Regions from separate parts of the Homo sapiens genome. Here region 2 is linked to region 1. A link is a loop called in an ENCODE intact Hi-C map of the cell type or tissue named here. Cell type or tissue: PC-9. All regions are shown on one strand. Links, peaks and the distances in the headings refer to the core of each region. The heading gives the core; the rest is flanking DNA. Region 1 overlaps LOC105370777 (a long non-coding RNA gene). Region 2 overlaps LOC105370777 (a long non-coding RNA gene).

Region 1 (8,339 bases), core at 265-8,264:
TAAACAGAGCTGGGAAAAAATAGAAGGTAACTTTAAGATACAGCATGACTACATTAATAAGCTCACTACTTCGTATAAATTCAAAGAGCTCCTAGGTAGACTAAGTTCTTCAGAAATAGGACTCATTTCCATTTGTTTGGACCAGTGTAGATTCAGTGATTTAAACATTTTTTTCCTTCTAAACAGTCCTCACATCTGATATCCCAGTTACATATTTGTCCTTTTTTAGCATTATCATCCAAGGTATTTAATTTTTAAAAACTATACATAAGAAAAGATGATCTCTACAACCATGATTAGATGATCACTTGGATAATCTAAGGGCTGCCCAACTATGAGACTTTATAAGTCTCAACCCTTATGTAGTACCATTAGTTGGTATATTCAATCATAGCAATTATTATACCCATTTTATAGAAAAGCACACTGAGATGTAAAGAGGTAAAGTAATACCTCACAGTGCAAGTTTGAATATTTCTTAAGTGATATTCATACTGAAGTTTACCTGATAACAACATCATTTTCTTAAATACAATACTGCCCATGCCAGTGGAAATTATAAAACCCTCAAAAACTCTCAAACAGTTCAAAATAGCAATATAATCTTAAGTCACAAAATGATAGGGATTTAGAATAACATAACATATTTCATATAATACCTGGAGATAAGGATGTGGCGTTGCATAGAGGTAGACAAACCAAATAATATCAAGATTTTTCAATAATGTTGTCTTTTATTACTTTAGGAACAAATTGACAACCACAAATTACAGGCTAAGAAGAATAAGCAGTTCATTTTAGCATTGTCATTTAATAAAACTAACAATTTTGTCACATTAAAATATACGTTACTTCTGTTGTATTTGGCCATACATTGATGGGTGTATGGTTATATTTAGTATTGCAATGGTTACATTTAGTATTACTTTTATAGAAAAAAAATAGAACTTTTTTCCCCCATTGTTTAGTCCACTGGTACTAATAACTTGTCTCATCATGAATAATTTTCCCTGATGCTGCGTTCTTTTTCTTTGTTATCATCAACATGTATATGATCACACTCAGATTCTAGATCTTACTCCCAGTAAGGTTCTCTTGTCCTTGATCTTGGCTTTCTTTTCCTTGAGCAGGCCTGGGGCTTTTTGTACCCCATGCTAATGCTTCAAGCTGCCTGGTCTTCTACTGAGTTGGAGCATGCCCAATATTGTGATGCAGGCATAATTTCAAATATTCTTTCAGGTTTTTTTTAGATTATGGGTCAGCCCATGGATCTCGTGCAGAAAACTAGAGTCACCATATCAGATTGGTTTAGTCCTAGAGAACTAGATGATCAGGAACCTTAGAAGCTGAGCTTCCCTAAGGAATAATGTTGTAAGGAAAGCCCGTTACCCTTTTTGAGGGAATTGGGTTGCCCTATACTGGGATAGTGGCCTCAGGAAGGGTAAAGGGCTCAGTCAGAGGGAGCCCTGCACCCTGAGTCTGGCCATGCAGGAGCAGGAAGATAGAAACAGGCCAGGCAACTCCTTGTTCCTTTCACGTAAGCATTCTGTCACTTCTTGTTGCACTCCAACCCCTAGACCACAGGGCACTGGAAAAGTTTGTATAGGTAGTTTTGGTTTAAAACCAGTTTTAGGCGTAGTGCGGTGTTAAGGATATGAAGACCTCTCTGCCTCTCACTGAACTCTCCTGCCAGAAATCTCCCCATCTGTTTTCTATTGTCTGAAATTCCTTAAACATATGTCTTAAATTGCACAAGATTAAAGACTTAAACATGCAAATATGGTAAATGATGAGTCTTTTGTTGAATTTGGGAAGGAGACTGGAAAGAGAACTTTGGAGATATAGAAACAAATGCCTGACCTTTGCAATGTTCTTTGGGCTAGTACTACCTATTTTTATCTTGCTGAGAACCTCTGTGTAGCAACCAGGTTTTTTTTGTAGAATGTTTCTTCACTTTCTGAACCTCCAATGACAAGTCATCACCATCTATCATGATGCTCTTTTCCAACAGTGATTTCTGTTGTCATCAGTGAATATATCTGACACATTGTATTATTCATATGTTCTTTCTAAAGGTCCAGTTAGATGACTTGTATTATCTCTGATAGGTGACAATGGAACTTAAAGCACCAGCCAAGTAAATCTGGTGAGGGGGCAATTGGGGTATCATCTAGGAAGCTGAGACAAAAATGAGGGAAAAGAGGGACACTGTCTTACGTTATATGAATTAGCTGCATGTTTTGGGTTGAACTTAGCATTTTATTTATTTGAGCGTTAATACACTTAAAAATACCCATTTCAGTGCCTGTTATATTCTAGAAATTGTACTTGGTGCTAGATTTACAACAGAACAAGAAAGATGTGGTTCCTCTTTGCATAGAGCCATGGTCTAGTGGCTAGAAGTGTAGCCACAAGAGACCACGAGATCATCTAGTACAAACCACCTCATTTTACGTATTAGAAAATGGAAGCACTGAGATGGGAAGGAAATCGCCCTTTGTTACAGCTGATGAGTAGCAGAGCCAGAATTCTAACTTGGCTCTTAGGACTCACAGCCCAATTACCTGGTTAAATTAACAAAGTGAATTAATGCAGGTCTGCAGACATTACGGCTACAACCCCCTCAACAGTCTCCTGTCTGTGGCCTAAAAGTCTCTGCCCTTCCCCTAGCCTCACAGATACCAGATAGGGACATAAATATCAAGGTGAATTTTAGCTGTGATGTTAAATTAGATCATATTCCTGTGTGATGAAGAAGCAGAGTGATGGAGCATTGTTCCCTTTGGGTGAAAGTCGTCTTCTCCCTCTACCCCTCAGTGCATTTCTGGGCCTGCCTGGGCAGAGAATTTTGGCCAACTACTGGATTTTTGTTAAAAATGATAATTAAAGAGGGAGCAGGAAGGGAGTACGTTCCAATATGATCCAGAAGAGTCAGCACTTGCTCTGGATAATAAATTCTTTATGCTTCAGGTTATTACTTAACCTGTGTTTCAGGTTCCCTTCTGGAATCAATAAAGGGACATTCTCAATCTGTGGATTTAATGACTGACTTCTTGCTTATAGAGCTAATACGTTAGAACCACAGGAAGGTAGGTGGTGGTCTGGAATCATCCACAGTGTGTACGCTCCTGCTCTTTGTAGGACTCTTGCAGGCAACTTTTAACCTTCTTTCAAGATTGTCTTTAATAGAGATCCATATTTCTGGAATTTTCTAGAAAATAAGAGTTTTAAGAATGTAGTGGGAGTTTTTAGACTGGTTTTATATGACATTGGACATGCATTTTAATATGGAATGCTGGGGTTGTTCCTGTAGGCCTCCCAAAGTCACAAAAAGAAGCATCCTTCCTCAAGGCTCCCGACACATTTCATTGATGGTCTTAGCCTGTGTGTGGTGCCCACCCTATGGTGAACCCAGGGCTCCTGCAATGACTCGACTGCAGCTGCCATTCTCTTCCTTTCTCTCCCATTCAAGGAAGCATATGACCATGTTTCCCAAACTTGTTTTACCTGGAACCTTTTATTTTTTTTCAGGGATTCCCTATTAATAATTCGTGGCACTATTCTGTAGAATAAAACTTGGGAAACAGTGACATATAGACAGGAAAATGAGTGAATGCAATGATGTTGCAGGGCTAATCTCACCACAGTTCAATTTATTAAAGCAAAATGTGTAATTCCTCAAATTCTGTACTTTAATTTGTATTGATAATCCAGCGCTGGAGTTAACATAGATTTCAGGAGTGAACAGAATGCTGGTTCTATTCCCTTGGTTCTGGCTTGAGAAGGGGCTGAAGAAAATGGTGAGCCCACTCAACTGAGGGTAGTGTCTACTTCTGCCCCAGAGAATTTGTCCCAGGGAGGATGCAGCTCAGAACAGCAGGTTTTTCTTAAGTGTGTACTTTCATTGATGCCTCATTTCTGGTCAGCGTGAGGGGAAAAGCGGCAAAAAGATAGTCACTCAAGTTAGTCATGTTGGGAAACTTATCTGTTTTAGGCAGTGGTTCCTCTCAGCAAGGGGTGGAAGATATGTGGTCCAGCCTCAGGCTAAAGCCGTTTCCCAGTACTATCACTAATACTAGTCCTGTGCTATTTCCAGCTCCAGCTCGTCATTTGTCTATTGGCTTGCGAAACTACCATCTAAGAGGGCAAAAGCATTTCTACTGCCTTGGGCCATTTCCTTCTGACATTCTTTACTGATGACCTCTGAAGCAGCTATGATCACTTCTTGGCATGTCAGACCATCATCTATTGGCTCTTTGTCTCACCAGAAACAGGCCAGCCCCAGCTGGTCCAAGCAATATGAGTGTGGGTTAACTTCAGGGATACAGGGTCCTGGGCTGGTTCCCAGCTGGTCTGCATTTAACAAAGCAAAATTGGGAGTTGTGATGATCTGGAGGTGTTCTGAAGGGGTGAACTGGTGGAATTACAAATTACTTAGTTCATTCCCTGCCCTCTAGTAGAAATGAATCTAAACTAATCCAGACTGGTAAGAAGGATAGACACAGTATTAAAGGCCTATTGCAAAGAAGATGCTATAGCTACTTTCCTTCATTTTGGTGACCCCAAACTTTGATGTTTCTTGGTGATGGAAGAACCATGACTGTCCCTCTTCCATAGAATTTTCCTTAGGGTCCACTGAATTCATGTACACATGCACACGCACACACACACACTCACACAGTTTACTATTACCATTAGGGACTGTGGTGCATGTGGCTGTGTGCTGAGGGAAGAAAAAAAATGCATAATAGCCTGCCTCCAAAAAAATGTATCAGATATAAAACATATGCAAAGACACATATGATAAGAACCATGTGAGTATGGACCATGAGTTAGATTTATGAGTGTGGGGTATTGTGAAGGAGGTGCATCTGCAGCTGAGAATCACAATACAACAACAACAACAACTACTACTACTACTTTTTAACATTTATTAAACAGTTGCTAAATTCCTGGTATGGTTTTAAATACCTTGACACACTCTTCTAAGTGCTTCATATATGTGTTTAATCATCACATTCCTCGAAGGAAGACAGAGGAGGAAATTGAAGCATTTAAGTAACTTGCCCAAGGTCACACAGCTGCCTAAGGGTGGAACTAGATTTAAATCCAAAGCAGTCAGGTTGCACAGCCTTGCTCCTGTCTCCCAAGTATGCTGTCAATAATCGAGGAATTTCAATATGCACAGAGAAGAGCAAAGGCTTTCCTGCTGAGAACAGACTGGTCAGTAAAGGAGTAGGGGTAGTAACGTTTTAGATGGGAGCAGCCTGGCTTGTGGGTGCTTAGTGTAGTGATTGGCACAATGCCTGGAATGGAGTAAGTGCTTGTTTGTTGAATTATAGGAATTTGAGTTATTGACTGAATGGCTAGAGAGAGATAATGTTAGAGAAGTAGGCTGTTATCAAATTGTGTAGGGTTTTGAATTTCAGCTTAAGTGGTTTAAACTTAGTACTGTGGATGATATCTTCTCTACAATGCTGGATTTCTGAAGAGGCCAACACACTAGTCTATAAATGTGCTATTCTATACATTCTTCTTTGCATTTTCTCTTTTTCAGTGCTTTGTATACAATTGCTAGAAAAAAATGGAAACCATGCTAATCGAGCCTATTACCAAATGCTTGCTAAATTTTGCTATTTAACTATAGAAGTTATATGTTAGCTTTAACTTGACAAGTCAGTCTTTGCTTGTGATGCCCATAGCCCCTTCTAAATATATGCTAATGGACAAGTCTTTAGGTAACCCAGTTATATATGGTGTGACCCTACTCTCTCTGGCTTCTGTGGGCATCATGACATGACAATGCACTTGCTTTTTAAATATCAAGAATATGGAAGCATTAGCAGTGGATGTAGAAACTGGAAGATTATGCTGAAGAGAATAGTCAAAGAGGACACAAAGAACTACATGTATAGTGAAATTATGAGGGAGTAGAGGTAATACATAGGGAGAAATTATTTTATGTATCTTGAGCCCAGACGTTTTGATTTCAAATTCAGTTCTGGATGCTTCCTGAAATTTTCTATAAAGTTAAAAGTCCTCCCACCCCTTTTCAATATTCATTCTCCTTGACTTTTCTGCTGCATTTTACATAATTGCTTGTTCACTTTTTTTGGAAACCCTTTCTACTGAAATGCGATATTCTCCTGGGTCTTCCCCCTTCCGCTACTGCCCCTATTCTCTTCTTAAGCACCTTTCCTTCTATGCTCAAGCCTTTGATGAAACACATTTCTTTTCTGACTTTCCCTCTGCATAATGTTATCCATGGCCAGGCTTTAAACCCTCATCACTTTTCATATGTGCCCCAAAGTATGCAGACAACAGAGACATCTTTTCCAAGCTATCATGGGAGGGCTCCCATTTCTAGTTCTTTGCACAGTGCTTCCAACTGGATAACACTAAATCAAGAACGTTCCATGTAGTTCCGTGGATGCCCCCTTGGTTCAAGACTTTATTACCTTTTACCTGGCATCTTTATTCCCAAAGGATTTTATATGCTGCTGCCAGATGAATCCTTAAATCACAGCTGTGATTCTGTCACTGAAGATTTTGGGTCCTAAATCTTCAGTGACTCCTGATCTACCAGAAAAAATTTACATTCCTTAACATCATACTTCAGTGCATCTTCAATATGGTTCCACCAGACGATGCCAGAATATCTATGTGTTGATGCTTTTGCAAGTAGAATCCTTCCTATTCCTCCTGTAGCTTTTGAAATTCTATTGGTTTTCTCCAAATTTCCAGAGTGCTGCCTCTTTGATAAAGCATCAGCCATTCTAAGTGGAATTGATATATCTTTTTTCCAAATGTCATGAGGTTATTATTATTTTTTGTTGTTGTTTGTAATTCAGTTAAGGCAATATTATAAGCTTATTGAATATTTATTTTACTTTCCCTGTGATAGCACTAATTTGAATTTGGCTGTTATACAGTTGTCAAAGCTCCCTATGTATGGCCTGCTTGCTCTCAAACCCTGGCCTTTCCCTGCTCTGTTCTGTATCACAGGGGCCGACCTTAGGGCTAAGCTGCCCAGACTTTTGTGTCAACTGGTTTCGCACCGGGTGGTAACAATGGCAGGTGCTAGCATGAGAAACCAGGGTCTTCTCCCACTCCCTTCTGGCTTTTGGAAGCTGTGTCAATGGAGCTGTATCTCTTTTGAGACTCCACCTTGCAGCTGACAGTTCCAGCCTCTAATGGTGGTCCCTGCCCTTGGGTTCTGGGAGCACAGTCTCCTGTTTTCCTGCCTAGGGATGACAGTGGCACCTGCTCTTGTTTATTTCTGGGCTCCTTGTTCTTGCAACACATGTATAATCAATTCCCATATATTAAATTTCTTTTATTTTGAAATACAAATGGTTTCTGCTTTTCTAGGATAGGTGATGATGAATGCACTCCCCTTCTAATTTTCACACCAGATGCTGTCTTATTCTTACACATGTGCCATGGTGCCTGGTTCTGTGATTTGCATACTGTAGGTGCCAAAAAATATTCAATAAATTCATAAGTGGAGGAATATTGCTGTTTAAAAATAGCTGTTAATTTTTAGAGAAATTACTCAGAAAAACTTAGGAGGCACTAACTATATTAGTTGCCAAGGAGCAATACCAAAAAAACAAAAAATTGAAGACAACATCCCTGTCATCGAATATTTAAAAGGCTACTGGAAGATTTAAAAAGGACATTCAATTTTGCAATAGAAAATTTAGTGGACTGGAAAATATCTACTTAAAATATTTCTTTGTCATGTTTTCTTTTCCTGAGCATTGAGGAATGCTTGTGAAGTTACGGGGCTTGAATTGTTCTTAAAATTAGCTATCCAGTGTCTTTTTCTAATCCCAAATATCGGTATTCTCCACTTTGGCCCTAGGAGATTAGGAGGGTGTTAAAATGGTTACTGTGTTACATATTACATTGATTTTGAGTGTTTTATTTCTTGAGGTCCTTGAACCAACAAGAACTCATGTGTTCTCTGAGTCACTGTCATCGCCACTGCTCTGTAGGTTTCCCACTCCCAAGAGCTGCGATAACAGGGATGACTATACAGCAATGTGTGGGTTGCAGCTGGAGTAACAAGCCAGCACTTTCAGACCCATCCTCATGGCAAAGGAAGGTGGATTTGTGCTTTAAGTTATTAATGGAATTCCCTACTCTGCCTTTGGACTGACTCATGGCCTTGAACCTTCTCTCCCCGTTTTAATTTCCTCACTCTTAAGAAAGTACACGAGTGATGGAAAGAATTCTGTTAGAAAATGACTTGATAGAATACAGAATGAGCTCCGAGGGAGGGAGAATTTAACCACTGCCATAGATAGGTGCTGCCACACAAAGTTGTTGTGAGA
Region 2 (8,339 bases), core at 108-8,107, 210 kb after region 1:
ATTCTCAGAATGTGGGGCTTAGTATATTGTCAAAAACTATGGCCCCAGATGCAATGTCAACATGAAGGGGAGGCTGAATGAGTCCTGGAATGGTAGATGGAAGAACCTCCTCCCAAACATATCCACATCCTAATCCCATGGACCCTGTCATACGTTACTTTGACTTTTCAGACATCATTAAGGATTTGAGATGGGCAGATTATCCTGGATTATCTAGAAAGGCTCCATATAATCACAAGGGTCCTTATAAGAGGAAGACAAGAGGGTCAGAGTTAGAGAGATTTACAGCTGCTACGCTACTTCCTTAAGGATGAATCAAGGAATACAGGTGGCCTCTAGAAGCTGGAAAAATCAAGGAGATGGATTTTCTCCTAGATGCTTCAGAAGGCCTGCAGCCCTGTCAACATCTTGATTTTAGCCTAGTAGATCCCACTTGGGACTTCTGACCTCCAGAAGTGTAAGATAATAAATTTGTGCTGTTTTAGGTCACTAAGTTCCTGGCAATTTGATACAGCAGCAAAAGAAAACTAATAATACAGTTGATTGAGAGCTTGTATTCTGGGGCAAATCCAGCCTGTATTCAGATCCCTGCTCAGCCACTAACTAAATATGTGGCCTTGCTGCCTACTAGCATAGGCTGAGGTCCCTGAATCACTAGCATGTGTGTGATAAGACAAGTGGCTTGTACTGTTTAGGGGAAAGACTTCACCATGAGATTCCCTGCATCCACTTAAGGCAGGCCTTTTCTAAGTCTCGTGCAATTGGTGTCTGCTGATGACATTCCTGCACATGTGACTTGGCTGAGCCCCAGGCTTTCTGAGTCCCCCAGCCACTACTTTGTCAAAGCTGAATTGTCCTGGTATTTTCCCTGAGTGTTACGTCTTTGTTGAGGGCAATGGAATCTTGCTTTAGGCTGTCACAATCTATAAAACAAACAACTACATATAAAAAACAGTCCATATAAAGCTACCACTGGACAAGCTGTAATTATCTGTCGGGGTTGAAATATTATGTCCTAAAGCCTAAGGCCCCTTTTCCAAGTCATAGAATTTTTAAAAAGCCAAGTGTGAAATTATAAAAAGCAACCTTATGAGCTAATAAAAGCCTCCGCAATCCACTAAGGTCAAAACATCTCTCTCATGCACACAAAAAAATCCAAAGCCCAGAACCGCTCAAGATCATTTAATGTTTGTTTTATTTTTCCCACTTCAGCCATTTGTTATGTTTCTCAGTGTTTCCAACCAATCCACCAAATGTTAGACTATTCTAAGGAAAGTCCTTTTTTTGTGGCCAAATTCAAACACAACTGAGAAATAAGACAAAGGAATAAGGCAATCATACACCAAAACATCATCTTTATTACCGATAAAGCTGAAGTTACAGGATGTGGCTTATATATGCTGTCAAGGGGTGAATGAACGGGACTCTGGTGAGAGGCCAGAAGTACAGTGATAATGTATGATCCTCCACATGGAAAGAGAGCAGCAGTTGCTAAAGCTTTCACCCATGACGGGGATAAAAGCCTGCCTTAGTCTGCTGTGGTAAAGAAGACTCAACTCAGGCAAGAAGTTACATACCCTGTTCAGGTGGATTAGGTGCAATGGTTTTGACTGACACACAGGCCACTTCAAATGGCTCAAGCACCCATCCCATGGACTTCCAGTCCTTCTGAAATCATCGTGTGAGATGAGTAAAAATGTTCCAGTGTAGTGGAAAGAAAGCTTTGTGATACCAGTCAGGTGATGATTATTTTTTTACTGTGGTGTGAGCAAGCAATGAATGCAAGAAGCAGCCCTTTAGGTATTGTTATGTAATTAACATGACTAATAAAGACATAAATCACAACTACCTGGAAGATCCTGTTGGAGGTGACACTGGATTAGCTATAGTATTTGCAGAACCCTCATGAACTATAAAAATAAAATAGCATAAAACTTATTCCTAAAGCTCATTTATAAGGTGAATTTTTGGCTTTTGTTCTTATTTGGGAAGAGACTTGCCTATTTTTACACAGAATTTGATTTTCTAGTTCACATTCATTTCATTGTGCAGTGAAGATATTAGCTGAAGTGTGAAGGTCAGTTTACGTGCAAATGCCTTAGCGTGGAAGTTTGTGGCAAGCTATGCAGGTGATGAGATTGTCAGTCCCCAAAGAGCCTGGAACAGGTTAGGATGGAGCTGCTAAGAGTGTGTTTACAGCTGACATGCTTCCTCTGGTAAATCTGGATCATGCTCACTCCAGAAAAGCACACTCCTCTGCTTTATAGGTTGTGCTTCTCAAGACTTCTGGGGTTATTTTCATTGTCAGCTATAGCTTGAAAGCTTAGTTATGACTTGCTGATCTGATGCCCTAGCCTATTTGTGTTCTCTGGTGATGTCTCAGAATAATTCATGCTGTTGGGCTTCCTGCATCTGAAACTCCTTGGTACATATGGGCTTGGCAATGGACAGAGCTCAGGTGTAACTGAAACCCCAGAAAGCTGCTTTTTTGCTGACATAAATCAAGGATGTTGATTTCGAAGAAAAAATTTGGATAGCTTAAAAGAAGTCCATCACCATCATTGAAAAGCCTAGACAACCTGTGTGTTCAACTGATACTCAGCCAGGAGCTGTCTCTCCAGGAATCCAAAAGAATTAAAAGGAAGCATTGTGCTATTTAGAATTATATTCAAAAAGCGTGAAGCCGCTACTTTAGATCTATAGAACCTTTAAAATTGTTGCAATATTTTAGGTTATATCTTTGTGTTCTTTCAAATGGGTGTAATATTTTAGATTTTATTATTACATTATTTGAAATGGTTGCCTTATTTTAGGTTTTTTTTTTTTTTTTTTTTTTTTTTTTCCCTGAGACGGAGTCTCGCTCTGTCGCCCAGGCTGGAGTACAGTGGTGCGATCTCGGCTCACTGCAAGCTCTGCCTCCCAGGTTCACGCCATTCTCCTGCCTCAGCCTCCCAAGTAGCTGGGACTATAGGCACCCGCCACCATGTCCGGCTAATTTTTTGTATTTTTTTTTAGTAGAGACGGGGTTTCACCGTGTTAGCTAGGATGGTCTCCATCTGCTGACCTCGCGATCCACCCGCCTCGGCCTCCCAAAGCGCTGGGATTACAGGCGTGAGCCACCGTGCCCAGCCCCTATTTTAGGTTTTATCTGTTTATTCACTTCCATTTTTTTCCCCAGGGAGGATTGCTGGTGATGCAGATTCCTTGTGAAAATTACTGATTTCACTATAGTAATAGTGAAATAGTAATCCTTTCACTATAGGAAAGGATGAGTTTTGATGATCATTTCCTGTGCTTGGGGTACTACTTCTTTATTTATTCTTGGGAATTTTTTTTGTATAGTATCCTCAGAATCCAATAGAACTAGCATTTTAAACAGCAGTGCAAATGTAACAGCAAGTGCTGAAACCAACCAGGTTGAAATTCCACAGCTTCTTCATCTCACCAATGACAATTTGATTTTACTTCAAAGTGGCCATGGCTCTTGCGGTAACATACTACTTCGAAGGCTGGTTTTGTGTACCATGATCTCCAACTGCTTCAAATGAGCACCTATTGCTGTCACCCCACCCAGATGTACCTTAGTGTGCTGGAAACCTGTGCTCATTTCTTAGATATGGAGGTGTTTGTGGACTGAATCATTCTGACTAGTTACTCTCCATCTGGTGCTTTGTCTATTTCGTTTCCTCTTTTGGTTCAGTCTGGAACAAGGCCAAGAAACCAAAGTTCTTCTCTGGAAAGGACTTTCTCTGCCATGGCAGGGAGGAATGGGTATGTCTTCATATAGTGCCTGGGGGCAGCAGGATATCCTGGCAGGGTGTGTGGCTGTCCCTTCCAGGGAAATAGCTATGGGTTTGTTCTCTACACCCAGAGTTGGAGAATGGCTAATCACACAAAAATTTGAAATAGTTACTAAAGAGAGAGACATTACTTTGGGTGGCTCATAAGAAGTTGCCGTTATTATTCGAGAATAGTGTCTTGGACTGACTCATCATGGCTTTAGAGCTTGGGTTAAAGTGTCTGCCCAGCACAGTGCTACCCTAAGCATAGTGCTTAGTGTTGCTCCCTTAGAAATTCTTCCCTCAAAGCATCCTGGGGGTCAGCTCAGCCTCAAGTCACTTTGGGACCTCAGGGACAGATTTTGGGGGGTGGTAAGAAATGGCAACCAGGTTGGGTGTAGGATGACCCCTGAGAAAAGCAGTCAGAAGTCCAGAATATTATATCCCAAAGCACTGGAAATCAGGCTGACTTCACTGTTTTTGTTCCTGGACTATGGTCAGGTAAGTAGGGATTGGTGGAAAGGGTTCTTGCAGCAAGAATACTGAAAATTAAATGAATTATGGCTTTGTGGATCTATATAGATAGAACTCCAATTGGAGATCCAGGTGAGGGGTCTGCCATAAACCAAGGTATCTGACAAACAGGCAAGGCCCTAGGCGAGACTCTGGACTCAGCAGGGAAAACCAGAGCCTGAAGCAGGTACACCAGGCTGAAATCAAACCGACAAGGAGAACACAATAGGGCAGTAAAGGAAAGCTTGACTCAGTTTGTGCATGGGTTCCCATGCCTCATCCCTGGGACTAGGTAGAGTAGGGCTCCTCAAACTCAGCGCTGTGAACAGCTGGGGCTGGACAGTACTCTGTTGGTGGGGGGTTACCCTCTGCATTGTAGGGTATTTAATGACATTCCTCACCTTTACCCACTAGGTGCTATTAATTAATATTCCCTCAGCTGTGACAACCATAGATGTCTCCAGACATTGACAAATATCTCTGGGTGGAAAAAGTTGCCCTAATTGGAAACCATTAGTTGACAGCAAAAGACTAATTCCTGTCAGCACTGACTGGTGGGACCACTTTCTTGATCAGAATTGGTTCAGGAATAGGCACAGTTGAATCTGTCAATTAAGGCTCTCTGGATCTGCAGACAAGCAGGGCTAGTACTTGACAGAAACTGTCCAAAGACCTTTAGCACTAAAATGAGAAAAACCATTAAGTGTTGGAGAGGAGAAGGCTATCATTGTGTTTGGAGTTAAGAAGAGGGTGGAGAAGGAAGATGAAGATGTCAGGGTGAAGTTAGGTCTATAAGTCTGAGCCAAGTTGAGAGCTTATGGTAGAGGCCACGCCTGCTCCATTGGGCTTGTCTAGACCAAGACCTATTATTCAGAACCCCCAGTCCTTGCCATTTGGTGCACTTTGGTATCCAAATCCTACATTTTGATAGAGCACTGAGCAAAGGCCTAGGTGGATCTTTGATGATGAAGTCCGTGCTTGTCACTCCAACTTGATGATCCACTCTCTTCCATATGGCTGTCTGGTTCATTATGAGAAGGCTTACAGGAGGCTACAATGGCAACTTTCCAGCAATATGAATGCTTTGAAGGCTCAGATGAACTCTGTTAAGAGAAGAATGCCCAGCAAGGTCCAGGATAATGTTTATGCTGAATCTTGTCCAAGTTTCTCTTCCTGGGAAAGATATTAGCTGACTCTGGAGCTAAGTCTAAGTTGAGGCCAGTGAGACCTGTCCTGTAGCTTCATCCCCATAACAATGGTTGATACTGGCTTTATTCATGGCTTCCTATCTACTGTTTCCAGAGATGATCTTTCACAGTCTTCAATAAGCCTTCAACTCTCAGGAATTTTACCATTTCTAAATTCAGGATTTCTGCTATTTCCTGTGGTTATATTGGCCCTATAAACAGCACATCTTTCTTTTCAGTGAAGAAATTAAATGTCACATAGTCTGCTCTGAGAAAAGAGCCAAGTTCAGGGCAGAGACTACCTTCCTGGGTACCCCCCAAGAAGGAGTCTTGATCACTTCTCTAAACATGCCCTGGATGTTCCCAGAGCTCATGAAAACGCTGCTCTCCAGTGGTGCTAGCAGCTCTGATGAAGGCTAAGTCCAAGCTCTGAATTCAGGAGAGCAGAGCTGCCTCCTGCTCCCACCACCGTGGTTCTCAGGCAGTAATGGTGAGCATGGCATTTAAGCACAGTATGTGGCAGATGGCAGGAATTTAATGCATAATTTTGTTTGTAAATTGAAAATGAAGTAGTGTTCCTTATAAGACTTCAGGGTATTGGGAGCTTTAGGTAATTGCAAATGAATTTCATGGGGCTTTGCATGGGGTTAAGTTTCTTTCTACCTTCTAAGAAGATCCATAGCAGCACAAGCTGACTTTTCTTAACTGAGATCAGGAAGTCATCAACTAACAAACAGGGCGGCGGCATTTAGCCTCTGCTGTGTACTATCTTTATGTTTGTTTGTTTGATCCCTAGGATACAGTACTATTTAGTTAGAGGAAAACATTTTTTCTACTTGAATATGTTTTTATCAGGTTTCTGATCCATTAGGCATTCTCTTCTTACTGATAAACATTTGCAGGCAGATTGTAAAACTACATTTGGAGGGGCAATGGGGGTAGAAATTTGCTTAAATTTTGTGCATTCCTTATTTTTGTACTCTCAAAATTTCCTACACTCTAGATTTACTTAGAGTTTATTTTATATATTTACATGCCTATATTTTCTTTAAGTAATTTTTTTGTATTGGTTTGAAGAGTGTGTATGAAAGGGAGGGGGAGAGATAAAGACACACAGAGAGGGTTTTGCTTTCAGTGCCTCAAAAGGCTTAACTTGGTTATTCAGGAATGATCTCAATTTTGTTTTGCACATATTTCACTCTGAATTTTATCCAGAAATTTAAGGTTACAATAACTCTTCTGTGGTTAAAAGCTGTTTTAATTCTAGGAATCTCAGTCTGAATATACTTTAAGGAAAGAAAAAGTCTAATATATTTGGTACTGAACACTTAGGTCCTAATTTTCTGTTCTGCCCTTATGCATTATGCAATATTTTCAGTGGGTTGGCGTTCTGCTTGGTGACCTTTGAAACATGCAGGCACCATCTTGAAATGAGGACCAACAGAAGTTCTGTCTTTCCTGTTTACTGTGCTCGCTTTCCAGGACTTCTTCCTGACAGTGTGTCTCAAACCCTGAAGGTTGACAATGAACACTCATAGAAAAAAAGATAGAAATTTGTTTGTGGAAGTGGGTATCTGAAGGGTTGCGGTTGATAAATTATTGCAAAATGGTGAGGAGATTATCTGAAATCGATCAAAAGTTATAACGATGGTTGTGGATGGGTGTGGCCCATCACACACATGGTGAACTACACTAGCTGGTAGGCGTCTCAGGTTTGTGAATGTGTGGATTTTGTGGATCCCACATAGCTCAATTCAGCTGAGTGCAGTTTCCTGGGTTCATCTAATACTTTTTGCAGATAAAATTGCAGAGAGTAAACTTGGCATTTACATTATGCTCAAATTGTTTCCTGATATTTCACTTACACTGAAACGAATGCAGTTTCAAAATAAGAATTTATAGCTAAACCAAGCGTATAACTATGATGATCACAGCTAACATATCTTGAGCCCTTGTTATGTGCCAGGCACAATTCCAAGCTTTTGACATGTATTAATTAACTCATTAAGTCCCGTTAGCAACTCTTGAAGTAGGTACTATTGTAACCCTTATTTGTAGATGAGTACACTGAGCCACAGAGGGGTGAAACAACTTGTCCAGGTTCATAGAACTACATGGGCAAGACTCCAGCTCCTGTTTTATTCACTCTGCTCTTCCTCCCTCTCTATTGAAAGGAAAGTAACTACTTTTGGATGCTAAACCTCAACTTTACAGAGTAGCAAAAACTATCAGATGTTCTTGGCCTATCATTTGCCACCTGATATTAATAGGAAAATGTCTTAACTCCTTCCAGCCAGCAGAACACTCACTGAATATGACTTAAGGGGATTGATGATGGAGGAACTGTCTAAGCTATGTCAGAAGAATCCAATGTGTTAACTCACTTTTTGCTTTAGTCTCCTTTCTTTCCAGGGCAAGATTTTCACTATGTGCTAATGGAAAGCAGTGGGCAGGGGAAGGGCAAATAAATGACTACACAAAGGTACATACCTGTACTTGGCCAGGGTGGATCTATATTTGGTAAGATTAAGCCCTATTGTATTTTCATGTCTAACAGTTACAGAATTGAAACTTGTCCCTCAGGACAGGAATTTGCTATCTACATTCCAACATTCCTTGTCTTCTGAGCAAAACCACTGCATTGATGTCATCTAATCCTCTTGTTTTTATATTTTCCCTCTTAGCTTGGTACTGTCTCCTTTCTTCTCTGGCCATTCTACCACACTATAATGGAAGGTTTTTGTTTTGTTTTGCTTCATTTTGTCTCCCCCACTCCTTTTAATTTGTCTTTGCTGGTGAGGGTAGTGGTAGTAGGCAGGAGTACGTTGGGAAGAGCAGAGAAACAAAACCACTCTAGGCT

Evidence for each region. A loop is a pair of places that touch in the nucleus more often than their neighbours do. Peaks named below come from ENCODE experiments on the same cell type or tissue, not always from the same donor. Only the 100,000 strongest peaks of a DNase experiment are listed, where the experiment ranks them.
Region 2: it touches region 1 in a loop (7-fold over the local background); 3 of 110 quality-filtered maps call a loop at or near these places.

Annotation. Positions count from the first base shown.
Region 1 is chr15:39,400,758-39,409,096 of GRCh38, reverse strand. All of the region lies in intron 1 of LOC105370777 (a long non-coding RNA gene), which reads left to right. Among named protein-coding and RNA genes, the nearest start is that of LINC02915, 150 kb to the right of the region's middle. In PC-9, for the core only: no CTCF peak of the experiment used is centred there; DNase peaks (open chromatin) are centred at 4,116 and 5,136.
Region 2 is chr15:39,191,708-39,200,046 of GRCh38, reverse strand. All of the region lies in intron 1 of LOC105370777 (a long non-coding RNA gene), which reads left to right. Among named protein-coding and RNA genes, the nearest start is that of LINC02915, 55 kb to the left of the region's middle. In PC-9, for the core only: no CTCF peak of the experiment used is centred there; DNase peaks (open chromatin) are centred at 1,776, 3,806 and 7,986; H3K27ac peaks cover 3,017 bases.